Regions from separate parts of the Homo sapiens genome. Here region 2 is linked to region 1. Evidence: chromatin loops called from intact Hi-C (ENCODE). Cell type or tissue: gastrocnemius medialis. All regions are shown on one strand. Links, peaks and the distances in the headings refer to the core of each region. The heading gives the core; the rest is flanking DNA. Region 1 overlaps GALNT18 (polypeptide N-acetylgalactosaminyltransferase 18). Region 2 overlaps GALNT18 (polypeptide N-acetylgalactosaminyltransferase 18).

Region 1 (8,329 bases), core at 74-8,073:
CCTAGCTAACAAGGGTTTCAGGTCAGACCAGAGAATGCAAACCTTAAATTGCAGTGGAGCCACACGTATAAGGCCTAGGTACACTTTGGGGAAGTGGGATGGAAGCATGGTTGGCAACGGTGTTGAAGGCACTCCCTTGGCACCCCACATACCAGCTGGAGCCACGTTACTATAGTGGATGCTCTTGGTGTCCCATCCAGATCCGTTTTGCTGGCCAGTTCACCTATCCCCAGGTGCTATGAGTGTTGGTGGCCAGAAGCTCCAAGCCCTACCTTTTTTGAAATTTCTGTTTCCAGGGATGCCTCACCCCAAAATGCCCGGGATATGAGGTCCCATTCCCCAATATGGCCCAGAACCAGTGGCTGACCGATATGGGTGTCTAAAAATTCCAGCCTTGCCTCGGATGGGACAACTCTGAGATGCGCTTTATGCCCCAGGGCTCCCTGTGGGGTCAGAGCGAGGCTAGACTTGAATGGTGCAGCTGTTTGCTCAGCCTCTTCCCCTGCCCTGACTTGCTTCCCTCACTTGCTGGCCAGGATTCCTCAAGGGCCCTTCCTCGGCAAAGTGTTTATTTAAGAATCAGGAATCTCCATCTCATGCTCCACCTTGAGAGAGCATCTCTAATATTGTCCCATGCCAAGATAATGTGAGCAGTTCCAGGCTGAGCAGGTGAGAGATTTGCTGTAGAAGGATGGCCGTCTGCCCCAGTTGGCCTTTCAGTGCCAAAACAGGCACTGTTCTGAGCAGACCAAGAAGATGGGTCACCCTATGTATCAGCATCTCAATCAGGATGCATTGAGCTCCCGTGGAGCCCAGAGCTGTACTAGATTCTGTGGGAGCCTAAAAGAAGCAGGAGAACATGTCTTTCATGAAATTCAAGGCTTATAATAAGCAAGGGCTTATTTCTGCAAACCTTGCCCTCTGTCCTGGGGATTTCAGTTCTAGTATATTCAGATCACTCCTCGTGTGTAGACAGCGGGAAAAAAATGTTGTCCAGGCTGGAAGGCAGTGGTGACCACAGCTCACTGCAACCTAGATCTCCTGGGCTCAAGTGGTCCTCTCACCTTAACCTCCCGAGTAGCTGGGATTGCAGGCATGCACCACCACACCCAGCTAATTTATTTTTGTTTATTTAGAAACAGGGTCTTGCTGTGTTGCCCAGGATGATCTCTAACTTCTGGGCTCAAGTGATCCTCCCTCCTCAGCTTCCCAAAGTGCTGGGATTACAGGCATGAGCCACTGCACCCAGCCTCCACTAAGTTCTATGAACCTGCCAAGGGCTGTGGCACCCAGGAGGCATTGACAGAGTCAAGCCAGGACCCCACTGTCTCTAACATGTCCTAGCAGGAGGCTGTCTTGGAGGGTGCCAGTGTATAGTTCCCTATGTATACTGGGGAGGGCTTGAGAGATGTTGTCTCAGTGACAGCTAACAGCTTGGGTTAAGTAAGGGTCACCCAGGCCTTTTCACTTGAAGCACCAAGGGCTGCTGCATTTCTGGAGACGCAGTAAGACAGGAGACAGGAGCCACCAGTTCTGAGCCATAAAATTAGACAGCCATCGTTCAACTAAAATTCCAGACCCAGGGGAAAATGCCTCTTAGTGTGCATATTATCTGCAGCAAAGCAAAGCAGACTTTCAGGTGTGTCATTGAAAACTGCAGGGGTGAGAAATCTTGAGAAAGTTTTAGCAAGCAAAGGATGGTAAATGGAAATTAATTATACAGTGCCCCTGATTGCTCATTTAAGACATGTAAAAATACCACCGATGTGCCCTTTAATTCATTTGCTGTCTTTATTATTTGAGTATAATGAACATAAAAATGTGTTAGGGCTTTTCCTAGGTTTGCTTCTGAACTCACTTCCCTTCCCCCCAATATTCCACACAATCTTCAATCCCCCGACCGCAGGATCTGATGGCAGGGTGCTGGCAAGGAGCAGGTGGCACTCTCAAAGTGGGTAATTTGAGCAGTTTCATCAAGAGATGAGTGTAGAGGTGTGAGCAGGATGCAAGGAAGCTGCCAGGAGGGACAGCACAAGACCCTGGGGCTAGAAACAGCAGGAATCCCTCCTACTCCAGGCCTGAAGGGAGAGAGGACACAGGGAAACAGGAGCCAGCACAGGGAGTCCTTGACAGGGAGAGGCTGGGAGATTAAACACCCTCTCTCTGAGTTTCCCACTGTCTCTGATCCTCCCCTGTGGGAGGGCCAGGGAGCCCCGTCCAGAGAGACAAAGAAGGGTGGGGAGAGGCGGAGGGTGCCCAGCCCATGCTGTTGTCTTGGCTGATAGTGCTGCAGGGCGTAACCCTGGTAGTGCAGGGAGCTTTGAGTTAACTTCTAGTTGCTCCAATGGAGTTTAAGGTTTAGCTATGGACCTGTCACTGTGTATTAATCTTTGTTTACATAGATAGCAGGGATAGAGGTGACCTCAGACAAGACAGACAGAAGTCAGCCCACAGAGGAAAGAAGACCTGAGACTCACATAGCAGAGGGGACTCAGGACTTGGTCCAGTCCCCTTATTAGTTCCCCGTTCCAACTCACATAGTAATTTGGGGACAAAGCTAGAACCAAGGACAACATTGAATAAAATGCAGGGCACAATGACTGTCTTTAGAAAGGGCTGAGATCAGAGATTCCTGCATGGAGCTGCCTCTAGTGACTGGGGAGAGCATGGAGCTGGGGTGGGGGTGGGCAGAGAGGATACGGGGAGTTATCTGGGTACAGATGTATCATGGGGCTTCACTTTGGGGAACCGGGGTCCCCTAGAGGACCTGGCTGAGCACAGGAAGGCTGGCTTGTGGTGAAGATAGAGATCTGACGAGTCCCAGGACTGTGGCCGGGTGGAGTCCCAAACTCTCTCCAGGCCTTGCCCTTTAGCCAGACCAGACTGTGCAGAGAGCAGAGGCGGCTTTGATTCTGGGACCTGCTGGGCCTGCCCTGTGGGAGGACAGGGATACAGACTGCCTTTAGGGAGTTCACGCACTAGGAACCCAGACACTGACTGAGTTTCCTTCCCAGGATTTGAGCTGCTGACCCTGAGCAGGGAGCTGGGGAGAAGAGCATCCTGGCTGCCCCCATGAGCCAGTAGCTAGAAGCAGGTGGGCAGAAGGCCACCAGCCACCAGCCTCCCACGCCTCAGCAGGGAGTGGCATCTGTTGGTAGCATTTGGAAGGAAATGCTGGTTTCACCTCTAGCCTGTGGTACCAGGGCTGTTTTTAATTAAAGACACATTCCCTTGAAAAATACATCGTGACACCTCAATGCCTCACCACCACGTCAAAGTTGGAGGAGTTGGTGATTAGGACGCACATATGTGTCTGTGGGTTGCTGCTGTTTTGCCTTTTGGAGCCTGATCATCTGGGCTCACGTGTCAGCCTTGAGAACAGCCTAGGAATGTAGTTTTTCACTGACCCAAATCAAGTGGTTCCTTTGCAGAGCACTGCTCTGACCCTGGCCCTGTGCCATATATACTCATCCTGTGTCTTCAAGGAACTTATGGTCAGGGGTGAGGGTGGAGGCTCCAGACGCCATGGAAACTGACTTGGGCCCAGTAGGGGCTGTTAGCATGTCAGATCAGCACTGGGTCCTAGCAAAAATAGACCTTCCCTCCTGCCTACGATGCAGGTGTGGGTGCCTTGCCAGTTCCCCACAGAGACTGAGGGGGCAGCCTCTTTTCCTTTATATAAGAAACATTTGTTTAAGTGGGAGAGTAGGAGTCACAACAGGTGACCCCAAAGAGACGGCGACTCTTGGAAGGCAGGAATGCGACTTGGTGTGCATATGCCTCCTCTGCCCGACTCACCTTCTTCCAGAGTCTTCTCTGCATAAATCTTGGGTGCTCTCTGATCTGTTCATTGAGAGGAACATTCCCCTAGGCCACATGGCGGTATATTCCTTTTTTTTTTTTTTTTTTTTTTTTTTGAGATGAAGTCTTGCTCTGTCACTCAGGCTGGAGTGCTGTGCCACGATCTTGGCTCACTGCAGCCTCTGCCTCCCGGCAAGCAATTTTCCGGCCTCAGCCTCCCAAGTAGCTGGGATTGTACAGGCGCCCGACCCCAAACCCGGCTAATTTTTGTATTTATTAGTAGAAATGGAGTTTCACCGAGTTGACCAGGCTGGTTCAAACTCCTGACCTCAAGTGATCCGCCTGCCTTGGCCTTCCAAAGTGCTTGGATTATAGGCGTGAGCCACCACGCCTGGCCAGTAGTATATACTTTTTAATGTATGGTTTTCTGATTACTGTTTTGTATAATTTCTCTCTCTGGGCAGCTCTATTGTAAACTCCTCAGGGAGAGGGCTACATCTTAGACACAATGTTTCTTATAGGGCGCTCAGGACACACTGCTTCAAGGAGTGAATGACTGCGGGTGGGGCCTCCACTCGGTGCATCCAACAGGCAGCTGGGAGCTCTGCCCTGGCCTCCCTCCCTCTCTTCTGTGGAGCAGCCATGGCTTGCCGCTCTTTACTCCTGCTGCTCGTAATCCCAGGGGATCTGGTCCCTTTTCCTTTAGCTTTCCAAACCTTTGTTTGGCCATGCTCCCTCTTCTCCTTTGCCCTCCTTTTAGGTTTATTAAGTTCAGTGGCCAAATAAAGTTTTGCAGCTCCCTTGTCCTGCAGTGCCTCCTGACTGTCTGGGATAACACGGTTACTGGGAATATCTCCTCTCCTGTCCCCTAAATCATCTGGCAGCATTGGCTGGCTACATCATGCAGCTGACTTTGAGAACACTCCGCAGTGCTGTTTCTGAATAATAATAAATGGGGCTGAAGCCCAGTGGCCTTTGCTATTTATCTCTGGCTCTGCAGAACAGAGACGTGTGTGCTGAAGTGGCACAGGCTGTGTCTCAGCGGTGGTGGCTCTCTCAGGGGAAGGCAGCTTCCCTAATTGCCTCTTCATTGCAGAAGTGGCCTGGTCTGTTTCCTCAAGGGAATGTTTGCTAATCTGATTGGAGGGTGCTTTCAGCGATTCAGCACCAGCCTTTTGCCTGGTCTGTCAGAAAGCCACACGATTGCAAAGAAGGATGACTGTCAGCTGGACACGCCAACCTTTAAAACCAGCCCCTGCCATCCACAGCCATCCTCAGGCACTCCTCCCCTTTACGGCCTTGGCCTGAACACATTGTCTCTGCCTATGACGTGTAAAATCCCAGCTTGTTCCCAAGTCCTGGGCTTGGCAATCTGCTGGTTTAAATCCATTAGGCTCAGTACTTTGGCAATGAGCTTGCTTCCTCCCTGAACTGAGTAGGTTCTTTCTCCACTTAGGCTATTCTAAGCTGTCCTAAGGAAGGCCTCCTCCTGGTCCAACCTGGCCCCGAGACCCTCACCTCAGTGCAAACCCTCCAGGGATAATATTCCTCCTGGCCTCACCCTCTTGCAAAGAACCTGAAGACCCACACCTATGGGGCAAGGCCTTGGGCTTTCTTCCAAAAGGGCGGGGATGGGAACATCCACTGGCCAAGGACATGACCCTGGACTATATTTGACTTTGATAATTCCCATGTCCTTTCTGTTCTGCTGGCTTTTATCTCAGGCATCTCCCATGTATTCTGATTATCATATTTGTTTTGATGACTGTGATTCCAGAATATGGCTTTGGCCACATTTTGAAATTATTTTGGTATACTGCCCCGACTTGTATGGCATTTTAACCCTCTGGGTCCCTGGTGTTCAACTTTGCCTTTATTGTACTGCAATGGCAACTGGGAACCATCCCTTCCTTTCAACATGGCTGAAATAGTACATAAATGTCGAACCATTTCTGCAAGCGACTTTGGAGATGGACAGGGGGCTGGAAATATCAGCGTTTTGTGATACTTACCAGCTTTCAGTTCATTTAGTATAAAAAGTTAGCCCTATGGAGACAGAATATTTCAACCTTTAACTGTAATTTGATAGTTGTCACCAGATACCAAGGTGGAAAACCAGAAAAGGTACAATAAACAGCTGAGCTGAGTCATTACAACAGACTCTTATCTTGTAGAAACTGCAGACATTATGATGATTATCCTCCTACCTACCAAAGGAGGGTTGTCTACAACAGCCCTGGCAGCCACTAACCCAGGCTATATGCTTAGCCCATAGTAGGTGCTTGGAAAATATGGCTATTATTTTAAAATTCAATGACATACAATTGCTCTCACAGATATATTTTTATTAAGATGATGATATAAGTTACACAGTTCACAAGGAGAAAATCACAATAGGGAGATACACTGTGGGGGAATGTTTATCCTCATGTAGCTGTTTGGGACTCTCCGATCTCTCTGCTATGAACCTCCGTGAGATGAGATGTGAGGCTTCTGGTCCAGCAGGACTGCCGACACCTTGCTTGTTGTAGAGGACCATGTTGAAGGTGCTAAAAATCAAATTAGGACTAGTGCAGCAGTAAGGCTGCCTGCAGCAAGAAAGACATGCAGAATATAGGCATAGCATGGAAGGATCACACACCCATATGTCCTCCTTGCCACATAGAACTCTTACCCATCGCTGCATGAGTAATCTTGACTTTTCTCACTCTCAGGAAACGTGAACTTGCTCTCTTCCATCTGATAGCTTCTAGGCATTGAAAAGATATCTCCCAGCTTGCAGATTGGACAAAAGGCGCCCTCAGAGGGCCCCCACTTGTGGTCTGCATTCGGCGCGTCTCTCTAACTTTCCTAAGGAGAAAATGTGATCCTTTCCTGTGTTCTGAGACTTGCCCCTGACAAAGAGCCCTCTTGCTTCTATGTGGTTCTCTTTGCTCTAAATCCAAAAGCCCATGGAAGAAGAGACCTTGAACCCCAGACTCATGTGCACAAGTACCCTCCTCCTCCAAGTCAGTGAAAATCTGCGACACCCTTCCACCTCCATCTCATTCCTTCCAAAGTCTAGCCACTTCAAATTCACTTTGAAAAGGATTATTTTAACTCGTCTCTGTGGAGGAGATAACCATGGTCTTAATTTTGTCTTAAAAACAATATAAGTGTAGTGGGAATAAAACCAAATGATTTTTAACAGTGATGCCGTGGTTTTCTCATGAGTCTCCTTCACAGCCTAGAAATCTAAAACTAAGGGAGGGAAGAGGAGCTGTCTCCTGTATCCACCTTGCCCTGACCACCCACACCCCACATTGCCTCCCATTACCCAGCACAGAGTGGAGAGAAATAAGAGTGGAGGCCATTGACTCAGGTTGCCACGGCCGGGGCTCAAGGCACAGAAGTGTCAGGTAACTGAGTCTGACTTCTCTAAGGTACAAGAAGGTGTCTGGCCACCTGACATACAGTTATGTGGGAGAATAGGAAGGAGAAACACAGAGCACAGCAAAGCAGCTCTGTTGCTTCATCTGTTCCCCCATGACAGGCGGGACCCCTTTCATGCTCTGCTCTAGGAAACATGATTGGCCTGGGTGGCCATGGGCTGGGAGTGGAGTCCGGGTCTGCTGAGGTCTGGGTTAGGTGTGGCTGGGGCATGTTCAAGTTGAGGCCAGGTGGTGGTGAAATCATAGCTGATGGAGTCGCCAGGGTATGGTCAGGGTCTGTGCGGGGCTGGAGCCGGGAGGAAGGTTGAGGTCAAAAGGATGTTAAGGTTGAGATGAAGTCAGAGTTAGGTTGAAATGAGAGTTGAGACAGAGAGAGTCCCATTTGAATGAGAATATGGCTGCGGGCAGTAAAGCTTGAGAGGAATTCCAGAACGCAGGGTGGGGCGGAGGGCTTAGGTTTGGATGGAGCCGTGGTTCAGATACACTCAGACATTTTCCTCCCACGTGACTCTCCTTACTTCTATAACATGGAATGTTTGGCTCACTCCCTGGGCGCCGTTTGATCCTTAACTCCTTCCGGGCCAGGGCTTACATCAGCCTTTGAGTGCTTCAGCTCCTGCTCCTGCTCCTCTTGCCTTGCTAAATTTCATGGGCATTTGCTTTCCCTAGGGAGGGTGAGAGAATAAAAGCAGCCGAAGTTGAATCCAACTAATATACCCGCTTGTCTTACCCCTATTCACAGATGGATGGTGAGGCAGAGGCATTGGCACTGAAGCCCAGGGCTCCCCTGGGGAATTCAGTGATCAATGCCATCCCCATTTCCTGGAGCAGCGATAATTGGCTCCATGCCGTGCACGCATGAACTCCCCTAGACACTCACTCCTTTACGGAAGAGAAAGCCCGTTTCATGGGGAGCCCATGAGACATGGGAATGCTCTCCTCCTGCTGCCAGCAAGTGGCGGGGCATTCGCTCATCATTTGCCTGGTATCTCTGGGCACAGCTCCCTCAGAAGAGCCAGGCTGCCTGGATCCTGCCCACTGCACATGACTCCTCTGGAATAGGGGCCAGGAATTGAGGACAGGGATCCTCCGACCAT
Region 2 (8,329 bases), core at 102-8,101, 54 kb before region 1:
TTCATTTGTGATACCTAATTTATTTTCAAATTTCAAGTAACATGAAAGGAGGGTAGGGATTTCAATATTCACGTAAAGGTGGCACTGGTTTATAAAGGTTGCAGTCCGTTGATCTACATCAGTGTTTTGCAAAATGCAGTCACAACCCACCCAGCAGGCCATGAAATCAATTTACTAGGTCATGAACAGCATTCCTTCTTAATAGAATATTACAGAATAAAACAGAATGTGTCAGAGTTAATCACACATGGTCATGCTAAAGATTGTTTTGTAACCTCGTTTCCCTTATATCTGTTTGCGTATAATGGGTGAAATGCAAAAAATACAGTTTTGTAGGTTATGATTGAGAAGAGCTGAGAAGCACTGGTCTGGATGGATGCCTCCTGTGGTTCCTTTGGGCCCTGACTTTGGCTCACATCCACATCTGGGAGACCTTCCTACCCCCTATGTTGAGCAGAGCACTGGTGAGCCATGCAGTGAGGCCAGGGAAGAAGGCAGAAGTACTCAGCAGTATGACAGTGCAAGCCCCTCCCCTAGAGATAGCTGAGTACCCTACATAAATATCGTGCAGTAATTCCACATCCTCCTGGGGCCTGGCAGAGGAGAAGAGGTTAATATGGAGCCAGCTGACCTTGCCCAGGTCCATGGTCCAGGAGCTAACCGTGGTATGTCTTATACAGGTGGGTGAAGCAAGTGTATGAAGTGGTCTGGGCACTCCATTTCTCTACCCCTGATCAGCCCCAGCAGCAGAGAAGCTTGTCACCTCCAGGCCTCTCTGGTTCCCGGAGGCCATTCTCAAGACCCTTCCTAAGCTGTGCTTCCTGACCTCATGGCCAGGTGGCTTTGGCTTCTGTGGCTACTGAGCTGCCATGGATACGGATCACGAGCCCCAGGATCAGAGGGCAGCGTGACACCGTCCGTGCAGCCTGGAGGAGCAGCACTCAAGCTTTGAGTAATCCTTGGTGTTTTCCTGCACAGTGACAGCTCCATAAGGTGGGAATCTCTGCTTCCTAGCCCTGGGCTACACAGTGTGATGGATGACCCTGCCCACCCAACTCCCCAGTCTCAGGGGAAATCAGTCTAAATACAGACCCTCCCACTGTGGCATTCAGCTCCCGGTGCCAATGTGGCCTCCTTGACATCCCTTCCTCCCCTGACCTCAGCAGGAATGGGGCTGAGGATCTGGGAACAGACCTTCCTCAGGCATCCCAAGGCACCTCGCCCAGGTTACCAGTGGGATCTGTATTCTCTCTGTCCTCGTAGAGAGGATAGAGAAGTTGCCTTATGTTCTAAGTTACTCTGTGTACTTGACTCTGGTGGGGAAGACAAGAAATAATAAGCAGCCACCCCAACAACTCCCCACTGCTCGTAATTCCATCCCCAGCTCCCAGCCCAGCACCTGACCAGTAACAATAATAGTAACAACAGCCGGTGTTTATGTTGCCCATAGAATGTGAAAGGCTCTGTTATTAACTTATTCAGTCCTCACAATAACCCCACAAGGAAGTAGGTAATATGATTATCCCCAATTTTCAACATTAGTAAATGGAGGCACAGAGAAGTTAAGTGACTTGCACAAGGTCACACAGCTAGTGAGTAGTGAAGCCAAGCTCCAAACTCAGGCAGTGTGACTCAGAGGGTTGGCACTTCCCCGCTAGGCTATGCTGCTCTCTGCACTGCTGTATCTTGATGCATATTAATCAAATAAATGAATTTCATTTTATTTACAATGCCAAATTCATGGACTTTAATTTTCACTTTTCTGTGGGTACTCAGAAAAAAGTAGGGCAAGCCAATGTGTCTTTCTCAGTGTGCCAGGGCCCACGAGGGAGCTTCTTTCTGAACCACCCACCAGGAGGAAATGGCATTAGATCTGGGCCCATGCCTCCTTCCTGAAGAGGAGATGTTCATGGGACCAAGACAGGCTGTGCATCAGGGTGCCATCTCTGGGTGCCCACCAACTTTGAGGCATGGTGTGGAGGAGGAACTTCAGGGCTGCAGGGCCTCTGAGCAGAGTCCTCCTTAGATCTGAGCCTAGGAGACCTCGAGTCTCCCGGGAAGGCTGGCTTGGCCTCTCAAGATCTTTCTGGGCATAGGCTTTTTTGTTCACTTTAAAAATCCATTTGTGGAGCAAAAACTCATGATTATGGAAGAAAGTTTAGACTTTGTGGAAAATCCTGGGACCCACTGAAGAAGCCTTGCCTGACCTTGTACAGGAGCTATCAGTATGGATGCTTTTCAAAGCCCATGGCTGACAGAGATAGATAAGCTTGGGACCCCATTCACTACATCTTGGACGTGCAGTTTCTTTGTCCAAAACCTTTGCTTATTTTGTCTGGCTGCAGGCCGGGACTGCCTCCTTCCTCTGCTTCAGGTGCTCACAGAGCAAGACTGGGTTGGTAAATTAAGAATTTGCCAGATGGAAAGGACTAATTTTTCCCCCTTTCAAAATCATGAGCATGACGGTTTTTGCACACATTCCGCCGGACACATACTGCATTCATAATACAGAGCGTCGAGACAGCATAAAGGTTTCACATCTTTCATGTGATAAATATTTTTACCGTCATGCTCAAGAAATGGATTTTGTTTGAAAATGGCCTATTTCCTTTGATGGCTTCTTTGACGTGGATTCAAAGCCTTTCCCTATCCTGCCAGGGCCTGGGGTTGGGAGGGCCTGTTTGTTCAGTTTTTTCGAAGGACAAATCCACTTCTCCCTGATGAAATACAGCTGTGACTGCTGGGGGTGAGAGATTTACGACTTAGGACAGTAATGAAAAGACGTCCAGTGAGCCGACAGCTGCTGGGAGTGATGGCACGCTCAGCCCTGGGGCCACAACAGCTAGGGCTCCCAGGGGACGTGTAAGCAGACCTCAACCTCGCTGGGGCCCTGGCTCGTATTTATCCTTCTGCACTGTACACTACATTTAAAGAATCAGATGTGGGCTAGTTAACTGAATAATATTTCTTCTCACAAGTTTGTTTTTGTAAGTGTTCTTTTCTCATCTTTGAAATGACACATTTTTAATGCTCTTGCTATAAGCAGTGAGCAACCACTTGGGACTAGAAGAATCTGTTTTCAGGATGAGCTTTTGTAGGCTGCTGCGGGCTTCTGGAACTCTCTCTCTCTCTCTCTGTGTGTGTGTGTGTGTCTGTCTGTCTGTCTGAGTGTGTATGTCCATGTGTGAGGATACAGCCAGTGATAACTGAGGGAAGCAGGAACCCTGTTCTCTTGTGGGAGACTGTACTAATAGTTCCAGGGTCTTGTGATTGATATCCTCTCTCTCCACACTGCAGAGCACTGCTTACCCTCCCACCTGCCTGTCCTGTAGGGGCAGGTGCATGCTATACATCTAGACCCAGGCACCAACACAGTTAAGGGGTCTCTGAGAGAGGAGGTTTGCTGGTGTGCCCAGGGCTCAGGCTCTGGGGTTTGGCTGACACCCCAAATACTTGTTCTTTGAGCAGATTGCCTTTCCCCAGAGCCATTTTGCAGGACCCCTCCCGGGTGGTGGAGGGAGCACTGAGCAGGAATGAGGGCATTAAGACCCTTTTTTACTTCCCGGTCCTAGAATCAGCTGCTGCCTGGCTGTGTGACTTCAGGTGGTTCCATTGAACATTCTGCTTCTGAGTGAAAGCCACCAGGCCCTGTGTAAGCCACAATCAGTGATCTGAGCACCTTAGAATTGTGACATTTTAGGGCATGAAGGGATCTTAGAGATCACCTTGTGTTTACTGATGAGAAAAGGGCAGCCTAAAGAAAAGGAAGGGCCGGGTGCGGTGGCTTATGCCTGAAATCCCAGCACTTTGGGAGGCTGAGGCGGGTGGATCACTTGAGGTTAAGAGTTCGAGACCAGCCTGGCCAACATGGTGAAACCCCACCACTACTAAAAAAATAAAAAATAAATAAATAAAAAATTAGCCGGGTGTGGTGGCAGGAGCCTGTAACCGCAGCTACAAGGGAGGCTGAGGTGGGAGGATCCCTTGGACCCAGGAAGTGGAGGTTGCAGTGAGCTGAGATCATGCCACTGCACTCCAGCCTGGGCGACAGAGCAAGACTCCATCGCAAAGGAAAAAAAAAAAAAAAGAAAAGACTTTGCCACAGCCACACACTGAATGTACTGAGAGCCAAGACTAGGAAGTTCCTCCTCTACAGCTGAGATTCTCAGAGTGGGGACCGTGGACCGGCAGCCTTAGCATCCTCTCATAACTTGCTAGAAATGCACGATCTCAGGCCTCCCCTCAGACTGCTGAATGAGAAACTCTGGGGTGGGACCCCACGATCTGTAATCTGACTGCCCTCTGGGTGAAGTCTGATGCTTGCTGCTGTTCCTACAGCACCCCGCTTCCCTTTAAGACCAGAAGAAAGAAACTGGAAACAGGCAGGCTTCCTGGGAGAGGCTGTTTGAGACAGGGGAGCACATGATAGAGTAATATTACAGATGAAAGGTACATATGATTTTTGCAGCTTCATTCAGGCTGCAGGTTTCCCAAAGCAAGGACTCTTGTAGCAGAGCCTTGAAAGGAGTCATGGCGTCTGGCATTGTTCTGGGCTGCAGGCTGTCCTACTGGCAAGGGCCACACTGCTTTCTCCCTGTCTAGCCCAGCTGTTCCCATCCGTGTGTCTGTGTCAGGGAAGCATGCCTCTTTAACATTAGCAGGGTTGGTCCGGCTTGTTCATTCCAATAGATTGATGTGTGGAAACACTGGGAACACTGTTTTATGTGTGAACAGTGTAGTGTATATTTAGAAGTCCGGGTGTCAGCTCCGGGCTGTCAGCTCGGTGGCGGGCGGGAGCGGGGGGGATAACGGTATGTGCTTCAGAGTTTATTATATCTCTCCTAGGCAGAATTCTAGCTTTAAAGGTTGCTTTAAAGTAGCAAGTAATGGCACATATAAATTCTGATTCCTAAGATACAGACATTTGTCACTCTCTAAAATGAGTTTTTTCACATGTACTTTATATAGTTGGCATGGAGTGTAAAAACTTGACCCTTTAATAGCAGCTTTCATTCTGCATAATTTCTAATCAAGGCTATTTCCACTTCTGTGAGTGTGTGTGCACATGCTGAGCCCTGCTGCTCCTACCTGCACCAGCCATCCTAGCCGCACACTCAGACACACCCAGGCCCAGAAGTCCCCCTTGCAGGGGAGGAAAGACCCAGCAGTGCCAGCCCGTCAGGAGTGGAGTGGGATTTTTCTGACGGAGAGAGATCATCCTGTAGTATCTGGACTAAGCTTGCAGAGTCAGATGTCTTCCTGTCCTTTGTCTGCCATGTCAGCCCGGACTGAACTGACTCTGGTCTTTTGCTGGGACCCACCACCCTTCCTGAGTCCTAGCCCACCTAGCTGGAGTTGCCTTCCCTAACTCTTGCCAGTACCTCCCAGAGTGCAGGGCCAAATTCCTGTATCCCTGGCTGTCTTAATCTGTTTTGCATTGCTATAAAAGAATACTTGAGACTGGGTAGTTTATAAAGAAAAACAATTTTAACATTTTTTCTCAGAGGGTTCTGAATCCCCCCTCCCCAAATAAAAGCAACAACAAACTAACAATAGAACTGCAGCTTTAGGGAGTTTTGAAAGCCACACTTAAGAGTAGCCAAATACCAACACCGAAGTCCAAAGAACAGTAGCAGGAAGCCAGTTGGACACTATAATGATTCCGTCTGTGTGGGTCAGGAAGAAACAGGGAGGCAGGAGGGCGACTGCCTCAGTCCCTGCTTTGCACCAGCTAGGGCTCTCCTTTCTACCTTGTTAGTGAGTGTACGAGGGAGGAAAGGCCAAAAGGGCTTCAAGGTCAGGGAGGAGTGGGCAGAGATAAGGCTCCTTCACAGCTCATGGCCACCTGCAGCCCTCAGGTGCGCTGCACCTTTGGAGAACTTGGATGACAGCCCTGCCCAGATTGTACGGGGTGTGTTCACACTCAGTGAGTGTTGGGGTGGACAGAGCCATTTTGCTCAGAGTAGTGTTGGACATGGTAGGCTCTTTGCAAATGTCAGCTATTGGTATTTTGCCTCACTATAACCCTGTGAGTGAAGTATTAGAATCTCTTTTTAATAGATGGGAAAAGCCACACAATGATTGGACTCTTGCTATGGTAGCAGAGTAATGGCCCCTCAAAGATGTACACATCCTAATCCCTGGAACCTGTGAATATGTTACCTTACATGGCAAAAGGGAACTAAGGTTGCATAGGGAATTAAGGTTGTGAATTCAGCTGACTTTTAAAGAGGGAGAGTAGCCTGTATTGCCCAGGTGTGCCTAACGCAACCGTAGGGGTCCTTGAATGTGGCAGAAGGGGCTGAAGAGAAGGTCAGAGTGCTGCGATGTGGGATGGACTTGACCCACTGTGGTGGGCTTTGAAGACGGAGGAAGAGGCCATAAGCCAAGGAATGCAGGCAGCCTCTGGAAACTGGGAAGAGCATGGAAACAGAATCTCTCCTCCAGAGCTTCCAGAAAGGAGAATGGCCCTACCAACACCTTGATTTTAGCCCGGTGAGATGCCTGTCAGACTTCTTACTTTCAGAACTGTAAGATAGCATGTCTGCATTGTCAAGCTACTAAGTTTGTGGTTTTTGCTAGAGCACCATAGGAAACTATTAATACACTTTACCACCTATCTGATGGTTTGCTAAGCACTTTCGGGGTGTCCATCATCTCACTTAATCTTTGCAACAAGCTTAGACATAGACATTATTATCCACATTCGACAGCAAGCTGAGCTTCAGAGAGGTTTAAGAGCTTGATGAGGGTCACACAGCCAATCCAGGGCAGAGGTGCCTCCAGAGCTCCTCAGTCTGGTGGGCTCAGCCCCTAATGGAGTCTGCACTTGGCCTTGCAGTGGGACATCTCTTGGATGGCAGACCCCACCCTACTTTGGGCTGAGGCACCCTGAAGAAGCCTCTCTTCTTCCCTGCAACACTGTTCAGGTGTCAGAGGAAGCCATCCTAGATTTCCTTTGCCATGCTGAATAAAGTCCTCGCACAGAGGATTTTAATGGTGTTGGACCTGAGACTGTCAGGGCTCCTTCCTCCTGATTGGTTCCAAGCTCTTTGCTGTCAGATTCCACTTCGTTCTTTTGGCAGCTCTGAGGATTCCAGGAAGAGAAAGCCTAATTGTGGGGACCATTGGCAAAAGACCTTCGGCTCATGTTTGAATGCAACTCTAGAAACAGAGAAGAAGGGAAGCCCTCCATCAACAGAATAGTGCATTTACTTACCATTATTAGGGCACTTGACATATTCAAGGATGTTTTCAAAAATCTGAAAATTGTCCTTTGGGAGCCTAATCACAAGCAGAGGCATAACATCTTGCTTTGCTGGATATAAGAAGAGTACCGCTATGATGTGCCGAAGTCCCCCTTCTCGCTCAAGTAAAACGCAAACACTGGCTCCATCTTACAGAAGACAAGCAGGGCCCAGGGAGCTGGGGGTTTGCCCAGTGTTGGAGATGAGGTTAGGCCAAGGCTTCCTGTCTCCCAGACCAGCCAGCTTTCCACGGGTCTCAGTGCCTGGCTTTGGCTGGGACCAGGCACAAAGGCTGGGATTTGGATCTCAAGGCTGGGTGTTTGGAAGACAGGGGAGGTCAGGCCCACAGGCCGTGAAGGCGACACAGCAGATGGCAAGCTGAAGGCAGCTGAGGCTGAACGCTGCTGTTCCGGCTGTTTATGATGTGATCCCTCTGCATGGTGGTGTGAGTCCTGCCCTCATTAGCAGTGCTCGGGTGAACTGGGCTTTGATGCTCTGCAAACATGGTCTGGGCTTCTCGGGCAAGGCCCAAGCATCAAGCTTTTTAATGGGAATAATGGTGACTTCTCATCATTGGAAGTCAGCGGGCAGGAGTTTACTGAAAGCCGACAAGAGAAATGTACATTTCTGAACATTCAATTAGCCCTCTTCTTTTTAACCCAAAATAAAGCATGCAACAATGCACTGCAGGAGTGGAAGAAAAGTTTTTTTAAAAAAATCATTGAATTGTACATTTAAAATGGGTGAATTTTATGGTATATAAATTATACCTCAATAAAGCCGCTTTTAAAATGAGGAGTGGAAGAAAAGGAAAACCTTCTTTATGAATTCTTATCTGGGATATTCAGCAATGCTTGCTGCATTATTTGATGCTTAGCTTTCATCTTTCCCAAAGCTGACTTCACAGTGACCTCTGACAGTCGGTTTCCATCTCACAAGTGAAGAAAGTGAAGGCTTGAAGGGACTCTGGGTCTTTCCCAAAGAGAGCGAATAGCAGACCCAGAAGCGGGGAGGGAAGGGGTCCCCAGTGCACTCTGGGAGGAGGACCAGGAGACAGGACCATCTGGGTCTGCACCCCAAGT

The links. Peaks named below come from ENCODE experiments on the same cell type or tissue, not always from the same donor. Only the 100,000 strongest peaks of a DNase experiment are listed, where the experiment ranks them.
Region 2: it touches region 1 in a loop (2.6-fold over the local background); 6 of 110 quality-filtered maps call a loop at or near these places.

The regions. Positions count from the first base shown.
Region 1 is chr11:11,403,953-11,412,281 of GRCh38, reverse strand. The region is part of intron 3 of GALNT18 (polypeptide N-acetylgalactosaminyltransferase 18); the gene reads left to right. Among named protein-coding and RNA genes, the nearest start is that of CSNK2A3, 55 kb to the right of the region's middle. RefSeq lists enhancers at 2,915-3,416, 7,586-7,880, 7,303-8,329, 7,845-8,329. In gastrocnemius medialis, for the core only: a CTCF peak has its summit at 4,576; a DNase peak (open chromatin) is centred at 5,071; H3K27ac peaks cover 3,993 bases.
Region 2 is chr11:11,458,033-11,466,361 of GRCh38, reverse strand. All of the region lies in intron 1 of GALNT18 (polypeptide N-acetylgalactosaminyltransferase 18), which reads left to right. Among named protein-coding and RNA genes, the nearest start is that of GALNT18-AS1, 110 kb to the left of the region's middle. In gastrocnemius medialis, for the core only: no CTCF peak of the experiment used is centred there; a DNase peak (open chromatin) is centred at 4,621; H3K27ac peaks cover 1,274 bases.